2 separate regions of the Homo sapiens genome follow, and region 2 is linked to region 1. A link is an interaction called in ENCODE POLR2A ChIA-PET data of the cell type or tissue named here. Cell type or tissue: Caco-2. All regions are shown on one strand. Each heading gives the region's core, and the rest is flanking DNA. Links, peaks and the distances in the headings are about the cores only. Region 1 has its middle 11 kb from the start of LDHD. Region 2 overlaps CFDP1 (craniofacial development protein 1).

Region 1 (8,796 bases), core at 1-8,000:
TATATCTTTGGTAGAGATGGGGTTTCGCTATGTTGCCCAGGCTGGTCTCAAACTTCTGACCTCAAGTGATCTCCCCGCCTTGGCTTCCCAAAGCGCTGGGATGACAAGTGTGAGCCACCATGCCTGGCTTACCCAGTTTCTTTAACAAATACATGCCATGAAAAAAGGAAGGGGGAAACTTGCAGATAAAAAGATTTATGAGACGCATCAACCAAACTTGATTTGAACTAACCAACTGTAAAACAGACATTTTCTTTTTTTTTTTTGAGATGGAATCTCTGTCACTCTGTCGTCCCGGCTGGAGTACAGTGGTGTGATCTTGGCTCACTGTAACCTCCACCTCCTGGGTTCAAGCGATCCTCCCACCTCAGCCTCCCAAGTAGCTGAGATTACAGGTGTCTGCCCCTGCACACGGCTAGTTTTTTGTATTTTTAGTAGAGACAGGGTTGTATCATGTTGGCCAGGCTGGTCTCGAACTCCTGACCTCAGGTGACCCACCCACTTCGGCCTCCCAAAGTGCTGGGATTACAGGCGTGAGCCGCTGTGCCTGGACAAGATAGACATTTTTTGAGACAATCCAGGTAAGCAACGAACCGAGGTGGACATATAAACTCATTCAAATATGGCAGGGGTGAAGGACCCAGCTAGGATGAGAGGGGAGTGTGTACCCAGCTAGGATGAGAGGGGAGTGTGCACTCCCGATTTGATGGGAAGAAAAACGAGGGTAGGTAGATCGTTGTTTTGGTGATGTTAGCAACGTGATGCTTCTCATTTGCTGTGGGAGGAAAACGAGCTAGGAATTAGCTTCAAGAACAGCAGCCGCATCACTCCAGGATGGTCCTGAGCTCTGCCCCGGGGAGGGTGAATATGAAAGAGTTGTGAAGTCTTTTCTTTCACCTACCTGGAAAACTGCTGCTCATCCTCAAATTTCCTCTTCCGGGAAGCCTCCCTGGCTTGCCCCACTGCCCAACCCCATCCCATCCTGAAAGCCCTCCCTGAGCTTCCCTCCTCATGCTCCTGAGGGTGGCCCACTCTAAGTGGGACACTGATACCTAGACTTGCAGGGTGAGGAAGAACTGGCCAGGTGGAAAGCCTGGAGAATATGCCAGACCGAGGGCACAGCGTGTGTCAAGAGCAAGCCTGGCTAGAGCTTGAGGCCCACAGGGACAGAAAGGAAAGCTGGATCTTAGGAGGTCAATGAGGAGGTTGGGAGGAAGCGGGATATAGGAAAGATGATAAATGGATATCAGGCCCTAAAAGGTGCCAGATCTGTGGGGAGGTCAGCAGGGCACAGCAGGATTTTTAAGGCCACTGCAAGGGCTTTGCATTTGTTTGAGGGGCCACAGGAAGCCACTGAAGCGTTTTAGGCCGTGGAATGGTCTTTATCCCTCAGTTTTGTCAACCAAAAAAAAAAAAAGAATCAAACTGTAAAATACTTGAAGGGATTTACTCATGTGAGTATTACGGTAGGTAGCTAGGCAGGCATGAACAGGGCAAGAGAAGGCTCCCCCTCCACCCAACAGGAAAGTCAGGCCACCCTCAGGTGATGGTCAGGCAGTTACACTGTTTCTCTAAAATAACAGTTGGTGGCAGCCTGCTCCAGGGAAAGGCAGTTTCCCAATAGATACAAAAACCTGAAACGGATGATCAGCTTCCCAATAAGATCTCAGGAGTTGGGTGACTGAGCTTGAGCATGCGTACTAAGAAGCAAAATGATGGAGTTTAAGAGATATATGACCTTCTAGGAACATTCAGCTGGTAAGGGAAGAAAGCCTCAAGTCAGCATGCGTACAAGGCCAGTCAACAAATTGCACGTTTCCCTCCCAAGCGCTAGCAGGCCACTGACCATGTGGACAACCCACCTCAAAAAAAGAATCAGGGGAGAAGGGCTGCAAGACCCCCAGAAGCGTGCCACCATATAAAACTCCAAGTCAGGCTGGACATGGTGGCTCATGTCTGTAATCCCAGCATTTTGGGAGGCTGAGGCAGGCGGATCACTGGAAGTCAGGAGTTTGAGACCAGTCGGGCCAACATGGTGAAACCCCATCTCTACTAAAAATACAAAACTTAGCCAGGTGTGGTAGTGCATACCTGTAATCCCAGCTAGCTACTGGAGAGGCTGAGGCAGGAGAATTACTTGAACCCAGGAGGTGGAGGTTGCAGTGAGCCGAGCTTGCGCCACTGCACTCCAGCTTGGGCGACAGAGTGGACTCTGTCTGAAAAAAAACAAAAAACAAAAAAACCACAAGTCAAAAGGTCAAACCACACACTTGTCTTTCAAGTTGCCCTCTTGGCCCTCTTCCAAGTGTACTTTCCTTCCTTTTGTTCCCACTCTAAAGCTTTTTAAATAAAATTTCACTCCTGCTCTAAAACTTGCCTTGGTCTCTCCTTCTGCCTTATGCCTCTGTGAACCCCAAAAATCTGAGGCAGATCTCAGTTAATTTAGAAAGTTTATTTTGCCAAGGTTGAGGACACATGCCCATGACACAGCCTCAGGAGGTCTTGGTGACATGTGCCCAAGGTGATCACAGCACAGTTTGTTTTTTTACATTTTAGGGAAACATGAGACATCAATCAACATATGTCAGATGAACATTGGTTCTGTCTGGAGAGGCGGGACAACTAGAAGTGGGGAAGGTTTTCCAGGTCATAGGTAGATAAGAGACCAATGGTTGCATTCTTTTGAGGTTCTTATTAGCCTCTCCAAGACAGGCAAAAGGATACGCATTTATCTCAGTGAGCAGAGGGGTGACTTTGAATAGAATGGGAGGCAGGTTTGCCCTAAGCAGTTCCCAGCTTGACTTTTCCCTTTAGCTTAGTGATTTTGAAGACTCAAGATATTTTCCTTCACATTCCCCCTTTTTCTTTTTAAAAATCTTTTAGAGAAAGCATTTTAGAAGAAAATCAGTCTCTGATCTCAGGTTTCATCTGATCTCTCATGGCTAGGATGGTTTATTCCTAGACAGGTAAGTCCCTAGTTGCTAGGAAAGCTCATTTTTAGAAGGTTGTGAAGTCTCACGTCCTCTGAAGAGAAAATAGGGGGAGGAAAGGAGAACAACAACAAACAAAAGAACAATCCTGAAAAATTGATATAGGCCACATTACTCCGAAGTCCATACATCAGTAGACAGATACGAAAGTGGCTGGCCCGGCGCGGTGGCTCACATCTGTAATCCCAGCACTTTGGGAGGCTGAGGCAGGCGGATCACCTGAGGTCGGGAGTTTGAGACCAGCCTGACCAACATGGAGAAACCCCGTCTCTACTAAAAATACAAAATTAGCCAGGCGTGGTGGTGCACTCCTGTAATCCCAGCTACTTGGGAGGCTGAGGCAGGAGAATAGCTTGAACCCCGGAGGCGGAGGTTGCAATGAGCCAAGATTGTGCCATTGCACTCCAGCCTGGGCAACACAAAGAGCAAAACTCTGTCTCAAAAATAAACAAACAACAAAAAAAGTGGCTTATGTATATAAATATAAATAGGTTGCTGTTATTTTCTTCTGAAGTTTAAGTTGTCCAGCTTCAGTTCACAGGGCTTTATGAAAACACAGCTTAGTTTTCAGTGACTCCAGATTAGGCAAAATGGGGAAAAAAAGAAGGAAAAATTTGAAAACATTATTTTGAAGACACGTTGCCAAGAAAAATTAGAATTTGGTTCAAACTGTAGATAATAATAAGAATTGAAAAATATTAGACAAGACTAGAATCTAACAATGAGTGTTACTATAGTTTTGGAAACATAATTTTCCTCTCTCTAGTTTCCTATTTTTACTAAAGACAAATCATGGTAGGACTGGTTTGCTTTATTGTACTTGGCCTAATTATTTGTATACACTACAGCAAAAATAATTAATGTTTACACAGGCTTTTAAACTGGTTTTGATGGAACGTTGTCCCAGAGAAGGAATCTCAGATAAGACTTTTTTTAAAGCCGAGCCCAGCCATGAATTTGTACCATCAAATACTGATGAGTTGGGTAAATTCTTCTCCTCTTGAGGTTCCAAGATAAACGTGGGGCTCCTGGGCCCCACAGTGACATTCTTTACTTACCACAGGTCAGGAACCCTTTACAGGGACTGTGTAGACAAAGGTATGAGGCCAGTTTTTCAAGGGGCTTTTATTGGCTCCATAAGTGAAGTTTGATTCCTTAAAGGAAAGCACACCGTTCTGGTCAAAGTCTTGGTAAAAATAACTAGTTTCTCCAATGGTGTCCTGTTACAAATGAAAACAGATTCTTTTTGCACTTATGCAAATAACTGTATTGTCATAAGTTAGGAATACTCACAAATAGTTTCCAAAATCTGTAGAAATCAGGTAGAGAGAAACAAATATGCTCTGAATTTTGTTCTTGAGTATACTTAACTCAATTGTTAAAAGTTGTAAATAGCTTAAAAGTTTTCTTGACTCTGAAAAGCAAAACAAAGATCAGCAATGTTTTAAGCAAAAAGTTAAAAAGATTACTTCAGACTTCTATTAGTTTAGTCCATGCAGTTAATTCCTGTTCTGCTTGATATTCATGAACATTTCAGCCCTCCCTGAATCCTGAAAGTTTTTCCTTTATGCTGATGTCACAATCTCCAAAGTTATCAGAAACCTGCATTCAAGAGCACCTGTTAGGCCAGACACAGTGACTCATGCCTATAATTTCAGCACTTTGGGAGGCTGAGGCCAGCGGATCTCTTGAGGCCAGGAGTTCAAGACCAGCCTGGCCAACATGGCGAAACCCCATCTCTACTAAACATACAAAAATTAGCCAGGCGTGGTGGTACATGCCTGCAGTCCCAGCTACTTGGGAGACTGATCTCCTCATGCTTCCCTCTTCATGCTCATGCTTTTTTTCTGAGACAGAGTCTTGCTCTGTCGCCCAGGCCGGAGTTAAGAATCACTTGAGCCCAGGAGGCAGAGGTTGCAGTGAGCTGAGATCATGCCACTGCACTCCAGCCTGAGCAACAGAGGGAGACTCTTTCCCTGCCCAAAAAAAGAGCACCTGTTAGAGTTTTAGAGTTTTACAGCTGATTATAAAACTACCTTTTATAAAATCAGTTTTATAGCTGATTGTAAAACCAAAGAGGACCAAAACAAGACGATTATCCGTGAATGACAAAAAGTTTTAGAGCAGCCATAGTCAAAGATACAATTGGCAAGGAAATTTGTTACTTCTGCAGCACACAATAATTTAACATAACAATTATGGTTATTACTGATAATGTACATTAAGTCAGATCAGAATTATAGGAGTTTCTCATAATTTTGGGACACATACCAATAACATATTTATAGGAATACAGCCCAAAGAAAACCAAACACCATTTTATATTTGACAATGCTTCCTGTATAATTTTTAGACCAAATAAGCCAAATATGTCATTTTTGGATTTTAGAGAACCTATTAATAACATTTTAAAAGACTAGTTAGGTCAGAAAAAAACATAATTTATAATTTTATCTTGGAAAGTTTGTCAAATATCAAAGGTATAAAACACTTGATATTACAAAATAGGATTACAAGTCATTGCAAAATAATTCATTTAACTGGCTGGGCGTGCTGGCTCATGCCTGTAACCCCAGCATTTAAGGAGGCCAAGGTGGGTGGATCACCTGAGGTCAGGATTTTGAGACCAGCAGGCCAACATGGTGAAACCCCATCTCTACTAAAAATACAAAAATTAGCCTGGTGTAGTGGCGCATGCCTGTAATCCTAGCCACCCAGGAGGCTGAGGCAGGAGAATCACTTGAACCTGGGAGGCAGAGGTTGTAGTAAGCCAAGATTGCACAATTGCACTCCAGCCTGGGTGACAGAACAAGACTCTGTCGAGGCGGGTGGACTTTGCAAGGCTGAGGTGGGCAGATCATGAGGTCAAGAGATTGAGGTCATCCTGGCCAACATGGTGAAAACCTGTCTCTACTAAAAATAAAAAAATTACCTGGGCATGGTGATGCACGCCTGTAGTCCCAGCTACTTGGGAGGCTGAGGCAGGAGAATCGCTTGAACCTGGGAGGCGGGGGTTGCAGTGAACCGAGATCGTGCCACTGCACTCCAGCCTGGCGACACAGCAAGACTCTGTCTCACAAAAGTAAATAAATAAATTAGTTAATTAATTAAAAGAAGAATTCATTTAACCAAAGTGATAACTCAAGGATTTAAAAAATACAGTGAAAACCTTCATTCTTTTTTTTTTTTTTTTTTGAGATGGAGTTTTGCTCTGTTGCCCAGGCTGGAGTTCAGGGGGTTGATCTCAGCTCACTGCTCACTGCAACCTCTGCCTCCCAGATTCAAGCGATTCTCCTTGCCTCAGCCTCCTGAGTAACTGGGATTACAGGCACCTGCCATCATGCCTGGCTAATTTTTGTATTTTGGTAGAGATGGGGTTTCACCATGTTAGCCAGGCTGGTCCTGAACTCCTAACTTCAGGTGATCTGCCCTCCTCGGCCTGCCAAAGTGCTGGGCTTACAGTCATGAGCCACCGCACCCGGCCTGAAAACCTTCATTCTTTAAGAGAAGAGATTTAAATGATAAGCCCTAGTAAAAACAACATGAAGCCAATTAAATTTGTTTTCCAAAATTTTATAAACAATTTATAAAATTTTCATCTTGATCATAAAATACAACTTCCAGCTGGGCACGGTGGCTCAGGCCTGTAATCCCAGCACTTTGGAAGGCCCAGGTGGGTGATCACTTGAGGTCAGGTGTTCAAGACCAGTCTGACAAACATGGTGAAACCCTGTCTCTACTAAAAAAATACAAAATTAGCCAGGTGTGGTGGTGCATGCCTGTAATCCTAGTTACCTGGGTGGGTGAGGCAGGAGAAATCTCTTGAACCTAGGAGGTGGAGTCTGCAGTGAGCTGAGATTGTGCCATTGCACACCAGCCTGGGCGACAAGAGCCAAACTCCGTCACAAAACAACAAACAAACAAACAAAAGTACATACAGGCAGATAGAAGGATGTGATAATTTTAATTAAAAAAAAATTTTTTTCGAGATAGAGTCTTGCTCTGTTGTCCCAGCTGGAGTGCAGTGGCATGACCTCAGCTCACTGTAACCACTGCTTCCTAGGTGCAAGCAATTCTCCTGCCTCAGCCTCCCAAATAGCTGGGATTACAGGTGCGTGCCACCATGCCTGGCTAATTTTTGTATTTTTAGTACAGATGGGGTTTCACCATGTTGGCCAGGCTGGTCTCAAACTCCTGACCTTTGATCCACCCACCTCGGCCTCCCAAAGTGTTGGGATTCCAGACCTTAGCCAGTGAGCCCAGCCCATTCCTCTTTCTTAAACTACCAGCCATTTTACTTTAGTACTAAATTTATCATACAAAATTCTTTCTCATATGAAATTATTTCTCTTTAAGCTTTCTTACCAAAAAAAAAAAAAAACCTCTTTATTTTTATAACTTTTTTTTACATCTCTTTTATTCCCTGGTTCCTTTTACCTTGCTTTTTTTTTTTTTTTTGAGATGGAGTCTTGCTCTGTTGCCCAGGCTGGAGTGCAGTGGCACCATCTCAGCTCGCCGCAAGCTCCGCCTCCCAGGTTCATGCCATTCTCCTGCCTCAGCCTCCCAAGTAGATGGGACTACAGGCGCCTGCCGCCACGTCCAGCTAATTTTGTTTTTGTATTTTTAGTAGAGATGGGGTTTCACCGTGTTAGCCAGGATGGTCTCGATCTCCTGACCTCATGATCCACCCGCCTCAGCCTCCCAAAGTGCTGGGATTACAGGCGTGAGCCACCATGCCCGGCCCCTTTTACCTTGTTTTATACATGACCTTTAAATTAGCTTTGAAGCCGGGCGTGGTGGCTCACGCCTGTAATCCCAGCACTTTAAGAGGCTGAGGAGGGCAGATCACCTGAGGTCAGGAGTCCAAGACCAGCCTGGCTAACATGGCAAAACCCTGTCTCTACTAAAAAATATCAGAATTAGCCAGGAGTGGTGGTGGGTGCCTGTAATCCCAGCTACTTGGGAGGCTGAGGCAGGAGAATCGCTTGAACCTGGAAGGCAGAGGTTGCAGTGAGCTTTGTACCACTGCACTCCAGCCTGGGCAACAGAGCAAGACTCTTGTCTCAAAAAAAAAAAACTTTCAATTAGACAAAAATTGTTCACCTTTTTCAAAAGGACACACTTATTTTTTATTTGTATTTTACTTTTTTTGAGATGGAGTCTCACTTTGTCACCCAGGCTGGAGTGCAGAGGCGCAATCTTGGCTTACTGCAACCTCTGCTTCCTGGGTTCAAGTGATTCTCCTCCCTCTGCCTCCCGAGTAGTTGGGACTACAGGTGCGTGCTATCAGGCCCAGCTAATTTTTTTTTGTATTTTTAGTAGAGACAGGGTTTCACCGTGTCGGCCAGAATGGTCTTGATTTCCTGACCTTGTGATGCATCCTCCTTGGCCTCCTAAAGTGCTGGGATTACAGGTGTGAGCCACCACACCTGGCTGGGACACAACTTTTTTTAAGAAAGAATGTTTTTGGCCTGTGTGGTGGCTCACACCTGTAATCCCAGCACTTTGGGAGGCTGAGGTGGACAGATTGCCTGAGCTCAGGAGTTCGAGACCAGCCTGGGCAACATAGTGAAACTCTGTCTCTACTAAAATACAAAAAATTAGCCAGACATGGTGGCATGCATCTGTAGTCCCAGCTACTTGGGAGGCTGAGGCAGGAGAATTGCTTGAACCCTGCACCACTGCACTCCAGCCTGGGTGACAGAGGAAGACTCTTTCTCCAAAAAAAAAGAATGTTTTCCTACATATATATATATATATATATATATATATATATATATATATATATACATATACACACACACAC
Region 2 (9,593 bases), core at 920-8,919, 270 kb before region 1:
AAAGGAATTCTGGAAGCCCAAATTTCCTATACATGAATTCTTTTTTTTCTTTTTTTTTTTTTTTTTTGAGACAGGGTCTTGCTCTGTCATTCACGCTAGCCTCAACCAACCTACGAGGCTCAGTTGATTTCCCCCGACCTCAGCCTCCTGAGTAACTGGAGCTACAGGCATATGCCACCTTGCCCATCTAACTTTTAAAATTTTTTTGTAGCAATGTCATCTCACTGTGTTGCCCAGGCTGCTCTTGAACCTCCTGGACTCAAGTGATCCTGCTGCCTTGGCCCACCAAAGTGCTGGGATTACAAGTATGAGCCACCACACCCAGCCATGTGTGAATATTTTTTTAATAGAAAATACAATTCAAAACATTCTATGAAATGTGTTAATTTGTAGAAACACTATTTTTCTAGGTTTCTAACTTGCATTTTTACCCTTATAATTTATTTGCTACTGAAAAACATGTTAAATTGCTTTCTTGCCTGGAAGTACTAGGATTATTTTTTGTTTTTGAGAGACAGGAGCTAACTCACTCTGTCACTCGGGTTGGAGTGTGGTTGTGCAATCATTGATTACTGTAACCTTGAACTCATGGGCTCAAGTGATCCTCCCACGTCAGCCTCCCACCACAGCCTCCCAAGTGAACATCACCACACCTAGCTAATTATTTTATTTCATTTATTTGTTTGCTTGTTTATTTGTTTATTTGAGATGGAGTCTCTGTCACCCAAGCTGGAGTACAGTGGCGTGATCTCAGCTCACTGCAACCTCCGCCTCCCAGGTTCAGGCGATTCTCCTGCCTCAGTCTCTCGAGTAGTTGGGATTACAGGCATCTGCCACCACGCCTGGCTAATTTTTGTATTTTTAGTAGAGATGGTCACCATGTTGACCAGGCTGATTTCAAACTCCTGACCTCAAGTGATGCTCCCGCCTCGGCCTCCCAAAGTGCTGGGATTACAGGCATGAGTTACCATGCCTGGCCTATTTGTTTATTTTTATTTATTTTATTTATTTTTATTTTTTGAGTTGGAGTCTCGCTCTATCAACCCAGCCTGGAGTGCAGTGGCGCAATCTCGGCTCATCACAACCTATGCCTCCGGGGTTCAGACCATTCTCCTGCCTCAGCCTCCCGAGTAGCTGGGATTACAGGTGCGTGCCACCACGCCCAGCTATTTTTTATATTTTGAGTAGAGATGGGGTTTCACCATGTTGGCTGGGCTGATATTGAACTTGTGACCTCATGACCCACCCACCTTGGCCTCCCAAAGTGCTGGGATTACAGGTATGAGCCACCGCACCCTGCCTATTTGTTTGTTTATTTTTAATATTTTATTTATTTAATTTTTTTGAGACAGGGTCTCACTCTGTTGCCCAGGCTGGAGTGTAGTGGCTCCCTCATGGCCCACTACAGCCATGATCTCCCAGGCTGAAGAAATCCTTTCACCTCAGCCTCCCTGATACCTGGGAATATAGGCATTGGTCACCCATGCCTAGCTAATTCGTTTTTATTTTTTTAGAGACGAGGTCTCCCTATGTTGCTTAGGCTGGTCTTGAACTCCTGGGCTCAAGTGATCCTCCTGCCTTAGCCTCCCAAAGTGTTGGGATTACAGGTATGAGCCACTGCACCTGGCCTATTTTATTTTTTTGTAGAGATGGGGTCTTGCTGTGTTGCCCAAGGTGGTCCTGACCTCTTGTCCTCAAGTGATCCTCCTGCTTTGGCCTCCCAAAGTGCTGGGATTACAGGTGTGAGCCACCATGTCTGACCATCTACATAAATTTTTTTTTTCTTTTTTCTTTTTTTTTTTGGAGACGGGGTTTTGCTCTGTCACCCAGGCTGGAGTGCAGTGGCGCAGTCTTGGCTCACTGCAGTCCCTGCCTCCTGGGCTCAGGCAGTCCTCTCACCTCAGCCTCCTTAGCAGCTAGGACTGCAGGTGCATACCACCACGCCTGGCTCATTTGTTTTTTTTTTTTTTTTGAGATGGAGTCTCACTCTGTCACCCAGGCTGGAGTGCAATGACACAATCTCAGCTCACTGCAACTTTACCTCCTTGGTTCAAGCAGTTCTCCTGCCTCAGCTTCCTGAGTAGCTGGACTACAGGCACGCACCACCATGCCTGGCTAAATTTTTTTTGTATTTTTAGTAGAGACGAGGTTTCACCTTGTTGGTCAGGCTGGTCTGGAACTCCTGACCTCATATGATCTGCCCGCCTCAGCCTCCCAAAGTGCTAGGATTACAGGCATGAGCCACCACACCAGGCCTCTTGTGTTTTTTGTATAGATGGGTTTATCCAGCCTGGTGTCAAACTCCTGGGCTCAAGCATCTGCCTGCTTGGCCTCCCAAAGTGTTGGGATTACAGACATGAGTCATCATGCCTGGCACCTGTATAAATTTTAAAAATTACAATTGAGTAACAATTAAAATGATTGTAAAAATAAGTTATAAAAATAAATGCTTACATTTTATTACATTTTTGGGCTTTAGTTGACAAGATAATTCTGAAGTATCACACACATTGTAATGTCCTACTGCGTGTGACTGATAATTCATATCACATGTGACTCACCTTGCAAATCTGGCCTAACTGAATTTATACTCTGTTTAATGGAAGGGCCCACTGCTCATGTCTTGAGTATTGTGACATTGTCAAATTGCTGAACAAGTTTCTAAATACTCACAATTTCTGTGCCCATCTCATCTTGGACCAATAACAGGTAGTTTTGCAGTCAAAACTTGAATAGCACTATATACAAATGATTCCATTCAGTTTTTCCCCAGTTATCCCAATAATGTACTTTATAGCTGTATTTCTTGTTCAATCTAAAATCCAGTCTAGAAGTCCAGCGCGCTATCCGTTGTGCTATGGAGCCACCTCTAAGATCCAATCTAAGATGAAAACCATAATTGGTCTTTTGTTGTTGCTGTTGATTTTGCATTTGGTCTTTTTAAACTCCTTGTACTTAGAACTGTTTTTCATGCCTTTTCTGTATTTCACAGCATTGGTTTTAAGCTTTTTTTTTTTTAAGAGTCCAGGCCATTTGTATTGCATAATGTCCCTCAATTTGGATTGCTGCATTGTTTATGATGAGCTTCACATTAATTATGTTAGACAAAAATACTACATTGATGGTGCTTCTCATCCATCAAGAGACTCAGCATTGATGGGGATAAGTTAGGCCACCAGTATCTTAAGACAGTACCTTTGCGGCCGGGCGCGGTGGCTCATGCCTGTATTCCCAGCACTTTGGGAGGCCGAGGCAGGCGGATCATGGGGTCAGGAGATCGAGACCATCCTGGCTAACACGGTGAAACCCGTTCTCTACTAAAAATACAAAAAATTAGCTGGGTGCAGTGGCGGGTGCCTGTAGGAGGCTGAGGCAGGACAATGGCGTGAACCCGGGAGGCGGAGCTTGCAGTGAGCCGAGATCGTGCCACTGCACTCCAGCCTGGGCAACAGAGCAAGACTCCGTCTCAAAAAAAAAAAAAGAAAAATGACAGTACCTTCCAGAATTCTTCATTGTAAGGCAACCTTTTCCTTGGTAATTAGTTGTTTTCGGGTTCCATAAATAATAATAATAATTACTATTATTATTTTGAGACACGGTCTTACTCTGTTGCCCAGGCTGGAGTGCAGTGGTGCGATCTCAGCTCACTGCAACCTCCGCCTCCTGGGTTCAAGCGATTCTCCTGCCTTAGCCTCCCGAGTAGCTGGGATTACAGGCACCTGCCACTGCACCCGGCCAAGTTTTTTATTTTTAGTAAAGACAGGGTTTCATCATGTTGGCCAGGCTGGTCTCCAACTCCTGACCTCAAATGATACGCCCACTTCGGCCTCCCAAAGTGCTGGGATTACAGGTGTGAGCCACCATGCCTGGCCCCATAAATAATTATTGATGATATGAATTAGTAATATATTTTACTGCCTGAAATTATTCTGGAAGCTGTTGAGTTGTACATCCAGTAGGGGACCAGCAGAACGCTGACAGTATAAACTTTTAATAGTTTGAAAGTCCTATAAAAATAATATAGAAAGTATGTTAATGTACCGTTAGGAATATAGGTTTAAAAGTTTTTTGAAGTCTTTTTTGGCTTGAATTATTTTCTATGTGTTATGCAGACTAAGAAAGATTTATTTATAACTTCACTAGTGGCCCTCACATAGAGTGTACAAAAAGCTGGTAAATAACTGTTGCTGTAAGAAGTCATTAGGCCAGGCGCAGTGGCACATGCCTGTAATCCCGGCACTTTGGGAGGCTGAGGCAGGAGGACTGCTTGAGTACTGGAGTTGAAGACCAGCCTGGGCAACATGGAGAAACTCCATTTCTACAAAAAATATAAAAATTAGCCAGTCATTGTGGTGTGTGTCTGTAGTCCCAGCTACTCAGGAGGCTGAAGTAGGAGTGTCCCTTGAGACCAGGAGGCAGAGGTTGCTGTGTGCTGAGATCGTGCCACTGAACTCCAGCCTGGGTGACAGAGTGAGACCCTGTCTCAAAAAAAGTCATAAATTTTCGGTCAAATTAAGTGTTGTGGACTTGTTAGTAAATACTATTATAGTTGTGTGCTGCAAATTTCCTATTTCATTTTTGAAAACAAGTGGATGGTAATTTTAAATGTCCTTGATGGGTATTCAGGGCGTCTGCTGTTTTCTCAATTTGTCAGAAGAGGGCAGCACCATGTCTATAAAAAACAAAACAAAGAAATGAGTATGGAAGCCCTTTTTTCATATGAATTACATACTGTCACATACATTTTATATTTCAAAATGATACATGCTTATTACTTTAAAAATCATGTTACAGAGATATATAATATATATAACATGAAAAGTGAAAGTTCTGTAACTCCCTTCCCCTAAAGAAAACAAAAACCCTGTTAATAGTGGGCATGTTGACAGGATTTTTTTAAACTTAATTTATTTATACTTAAATTTAGGCATTATAAGGAATTCTCATAAGGGGACTTACGAGATCTGAATTTTCATTGATAACAGATACAAATTTGTTGTATGGATTTGAGCATATCTTTTAATTTCTTCATGTCATTATTCTCCTTTTTCTCTCTGTATCAAGTTAAGAGCATTACTACATCTTCAAGAAATGTGAGAAGAGCTGGTGATGACAGGAAGGAATTTGTAGGTCTAAGTGTAAGGTAGTGTTAGCACAAAGTTAGTCTTCAGTTTTCTAACTGTATTTTAATGTTAAATTTTGGGCTTTGATCATTTCATTTTGTTTTTGTCCCTACTTGAAAAATGTTTAGCTTATTAACCTAGGGGAATGGGGGAATATAGTATTTTGTATTCTGCCCTATCACATAACCAGCTGAGCCAGTTAGCTCAGACTTTCCTAAATGATTCACCTTTTGGAAAAAGCCAGTCATGGAAAGTTTCTGCCCAATTAAAGACTTTCAGGAAGTTCTGAGCAAGTGAAAATAAAGTTAAAATGGAATTTCTGTTGAGAACACTTGAATTAACTATTACTAATAATAGGCCTTTTCCTGTCAGAGTTCCCTCTTGTGCGTTAGAGGTGGTCTATAATTTAACTGTTCTCCTGCTTGAAGATATTTTGATACTTGAATCCCTTATTGCTTGTTAAAAGTGGAGTTGTTCTAGGCATACTGTCAATGAAGAGTAATCTGTAATATTACTTGGTGTCAATTACTAAAGTTCCTGAGATAAATATACCAGTGTTTCCTAGTGAATATAGATAGGACTTTGGCACTAAGAAATTTTGAGAGATACTCCCACAGTTTATACTTTTTCCATGCTGCTTTTATGCCACTTACTATATATCATGTATTACAATGACTTGCTTTCATGGTTGGCTGTTCTGCTGAACTGTGAGCTCCTTAAGAGCAAAGGCCATGCCATATTTTTTTTTATATGTTCAACATCTAACAGTGCTTGGATCTAGGTTGCTTTTCAGCAAATGTTGACCTAATTGTCTCAGGTGACTCTTTCCAGGCTTGTCATTTCCATGAAGGTAGTAAAAAACAAAACCAAACATGCATTACCTAGAGGCTACTTTTCCTTAAGCTATCACTTAGGCCATTTGATTTCATCTTCTCTATCACCAGCATTCTGAAACTTCACAGTGATTTGCCTTGATGTGAATCTTTTTTTTATTTTTCTGAGACGGAGTCGCACCTTGTCGCCCAGACTGGAGTGTAGTGGCGCTATCTCAGCTCACTGAAACCTCTGCCTCCTGGGTTCAAACGAATCTCCTGGCTCAGTCTCCCAAGCAGCTGGGATTACAGGCACCTGCTACCACGCCCAGCTAATTTTTTTTTTTTTTTTTTTTTTGAGACGGAGTCTTAACTTTGTTGCCCAGGGTGGAGTGCAGTGGTGCAATCTTGGCTCACTGCAAGCTCCATCTCCCTGGTTCACGCCATTCTCCTGCCTCAGCCTCCCGAGTAGCAGGGACTACAGGCGCTCGCCACCAAGCCTGGCTAATATTTTGTATTTTTAGTAGAGACGGGGTTTCACTGTATTAGCCAGCATGGTCTTGATTTCCTGACCTCATGATCCACCCACCTCGGCCTCCCAAAGTGCTGGGATTACATGCGTGAGCCACTGCGCCCAGCCAATTTTTGTATTTCTTAATAGAGACAGGGTTTCACCATGTTGCCAGGCTGGTCTGGAACTCCTGACCTCACTATCTGCCCACCTCGGCCTCCCAAAGTGCTGGGATTACAGGTGTGAGCCACTGTGTCAAGCTGGATGCTTTTAAATTAGCTGCATCCAGTGTTCTGTGGCTCTTTTTTATGGAAGCCTATCCTTCACTTCTAGGACATTTTCTGTTATTGTTGACAACTTCCCCCTATTTTCTGTTTTTATGAGATTCATATTAGTAGAATTGATATGACAGGCCAGGGCAGTCTAGGCTGAGGTAACAAACTCAGCAACTCAGTAGCATAATACAGTACATTATTTCTTACTGGTATAAAGTCCAATATGAGTTTCGTAGCACTCCATCTTGTAACTCAGTTGTACAGAACACCTAGGCTTCAGGGTTGCTCTGGCAAAGGAAGAATGAATACATAGATTTTCATATAATTCCTCTTTTCTCAGAATGGACTTCAGCCATGCCTTTTGAGTCTGGAACTTCCGTGGTTTTCATTTCTCCAGAGTAATGGGTTCTGCTGGATTGGGGATGGGGTAGAGCAGTAGCCTGTGGTATGAGGTGCTGCTGAAGGGGATCTGGGGCCTAGCTGCTCCTGATGGATAATTCCAACTGGTTTTAGCCCTATTCCTTTCCTCTACCTCGAAAGGTTCCTGGTGTCTCAATTTAATGAGCCTTTCTAGGGTACTTTAGTACACATTGGCTTGCCTGTTTTTGGCCATTCCACATGGCTGTAGGCTTAGGAGATCAGAGAAAACAAAAACCAAAGCCAGTTATTACTTGTCTACTTGCTTTCTACCTTCTTTTTTGTTTTGTTTTGTTTTTTGTTTTGAGACAGGGTCTCACTCTGTTGCCTAGGCTGTATAGTTCCACGATAATAGCTCACTGTAACCTTGAACTCCTGGCTTCAAGCGATCCTTCTGCTTCAGCCTCCCAAGCATCTAGGACTACAGGTGCACGCCATGATGCCTGGCTGATTTTTTTTTTCCTTTTTTTTTTTTTTTTTTTGAGATGGAGTTTTGCTCTTGTTGCCCAGGCTGGAGTGCAATGGCACGATCTCGGCTCACCGCAACCTCCACCTCCTGGGTTCAAGCGATTCTGCTGCCTCAGCCTCCCAAGCAGCTGGGATTACAGGCATGTGCCACCACCACTGGCTAATTTTGTATTTTTGATAGAGATGGGGTTTCTCCATGTTGATCAGGCTGGTCTCGAACTCCCAACCTCAGGTGATCCGCCTGCCTTGGCCTCCCAAAATGCTGGGGTTACAGGCGTGAGCCACCACGCCCAGCCGATTTTAAAAAATTTTTTGTAGAGTTAGGGTCTTGCCATGTTGCCCAGGGCTCAAGTAATCCTCCCGCCCTTGGCCTCCCAAAGTGCTGGAATTACAGGCCCGAGCTACTGCACCTGGCTGCTTTCTACTGTCAGAAAATTTGGGCTGGGCGCAGTGGCTCATGCCTGTAATCCCAGCACTGGGAGGCCAAGGCAGGAGGACCACTTGAGCCCAGGAGTTTGAATCCAGCCCAGGCAACATGGTGAGACTCTGTCTTTAAAACAAAAAAAAAGAAGAAGAAAATTCTGTTGGCATCCCTTTTCTGTTATACTTCTTCTCATTATCCTTGTGTAGTTTCATCTTTTTAAATTTATTTGCCACTATTTAGTAGGGTTTTGGCAGGACTGGAATAAAGCATGTGTTCAGATTACTATATGTAAGTGGCAGTTTCTACTTGTTCTTCATTAGCTGGTCTGCCCCAGATTCTACCCAGAGCAAGGAAATTTAAAGGTACCCTTTCTAGTTTAGTACTCCAGAACCCTGCATTAAGCCTGAGATTTGGATGTGGGTTTATTTTGGTTATTTTTACAACAGTGTAAGAAAGCACCTCAAAATTTAGTGGCTTTAAAAAATAATTGTTTTATTATAATTTCTCTTGGTTCCAGGGGTGGCTGGGCTCAGCTAGGCAGTTCTTACTCAGGGTCTCTTGTACAGTTGTAATCAGACAGTGGCTAAGTGTGGAACCACTTCACAGGTTTTCTTTTTTTTTTTTTTTTTTTTTTTGAGACGGAGTCTCGCTCTGTCTCCCAGGCTGAAGTGCAGTGGCATGATTTCGGCTCACTGCAAGCTCCACCTCCCGGGTTCCCACTATTCTCCTGCCTCAGCCTCCCGAGTAGCTGGGACTACAGGCGCCCGCCACCATGCCTGGCTAATTTTTTTTGTATTTTTTAGTAGAGACGGGGTTTCACCGTGTTAGCCAGGGTGGTCTCAATCTCCTGACCTCGTGATCTGCCCGCCTCAGCCTCCCAAAGTGCTGGGATTACAGGCATGACCACCACGCCCAGCCTTCACAGGTTTTCTTACTCCCACGTCTGATGCCAGAGCTGGGAAGGCTCAAACACCCAGGGGTTGGTACAGGCTTCTCAGACGTCTGTTTCTGTGTGATCTTCCCATATGATCTCTCCAACATAGTGGCTGCAGAGTAGCCAGACTTCTTTTGTGGTAACTTGGAGTTTCAAAGGTGCATTCTTGAGAGAGACAGACACAGGGACAGACAGACAGACAGAGCATGCCAGGTGGAAGCATGCCAGGTGGAAGCTGTATTATCTTTTATTTGCTAGCCTGTGGAAGTCATGTTGTGCCACTTCCACAGAACTCTTTGAGTTGAGACAGCCATGAAGGCCCATTCACTTTCAAGGGGTGATGACACAGACTCCCCCTCTAACTGGGGTAGTATCAGGGTTCTGGAAGAGCATGTGGGGATGGGAAATTTGTGGCAACCATCTTTGGAATATCCTGTCTGCTATAGGGTTCTCTATAGCATTGCTGCTTAATCTCAGGATAGCCTTGAATAAGTAACGCAACCTTATATTTCAGTTTTCTTACTCACAAAATGTAAATGTGTCAGTCAGCTCTTGCTACAGTAGTGCTGTGTAGCACACCATTCCAAAACTCAGTGATGTACAATGATAAGCATTTACTTGTTGCCTTT

The links. Peaks named below come from ENCODE experiments on the same cell type or tissue, not always from the same donor. Only the 100,000 strongest peaks of a DNase experiment are listed, where the experiment ranks them.
Region 2: POLR2A ChIA-PET joins it to region 1 with 6 read pairs; 3 of 35 experiments call an interaction of 5 or more read pairs at or near these places.

Annotation. Positions count from the first base shown.
Region 1 is chr16:75,123,439-75,132,234 of GRCh38, reverse strand. It overlaps a transcript of ZFP1 not described here. Among named protein-coding and RNA genes, the nearest start is that of LDHD, 11 kb to the right of the region's middle. In Caco-2, for the core only: no CTCF peak of the experiment used is centred there; DNase peaks (open chromatin) are centred at 1,564, 2,614, 4,014 and 4,654.
Region 2 is chr16:75,398,129-75,407,721 of GRCh38, reverse strand. The region is part of intron 4 of CFDP1 (craniofacial development protein 1); the gene reads left to right. Among named protein-coding and RNA genes, the nearest start is that of CFDP1, 31 kb to the left of the region's middle. In Caco-2, for the core only: CTCF peaks have their summits at 4,465 and 4,671 (motif pointing right); no DNase peak of the experiment used is centred there.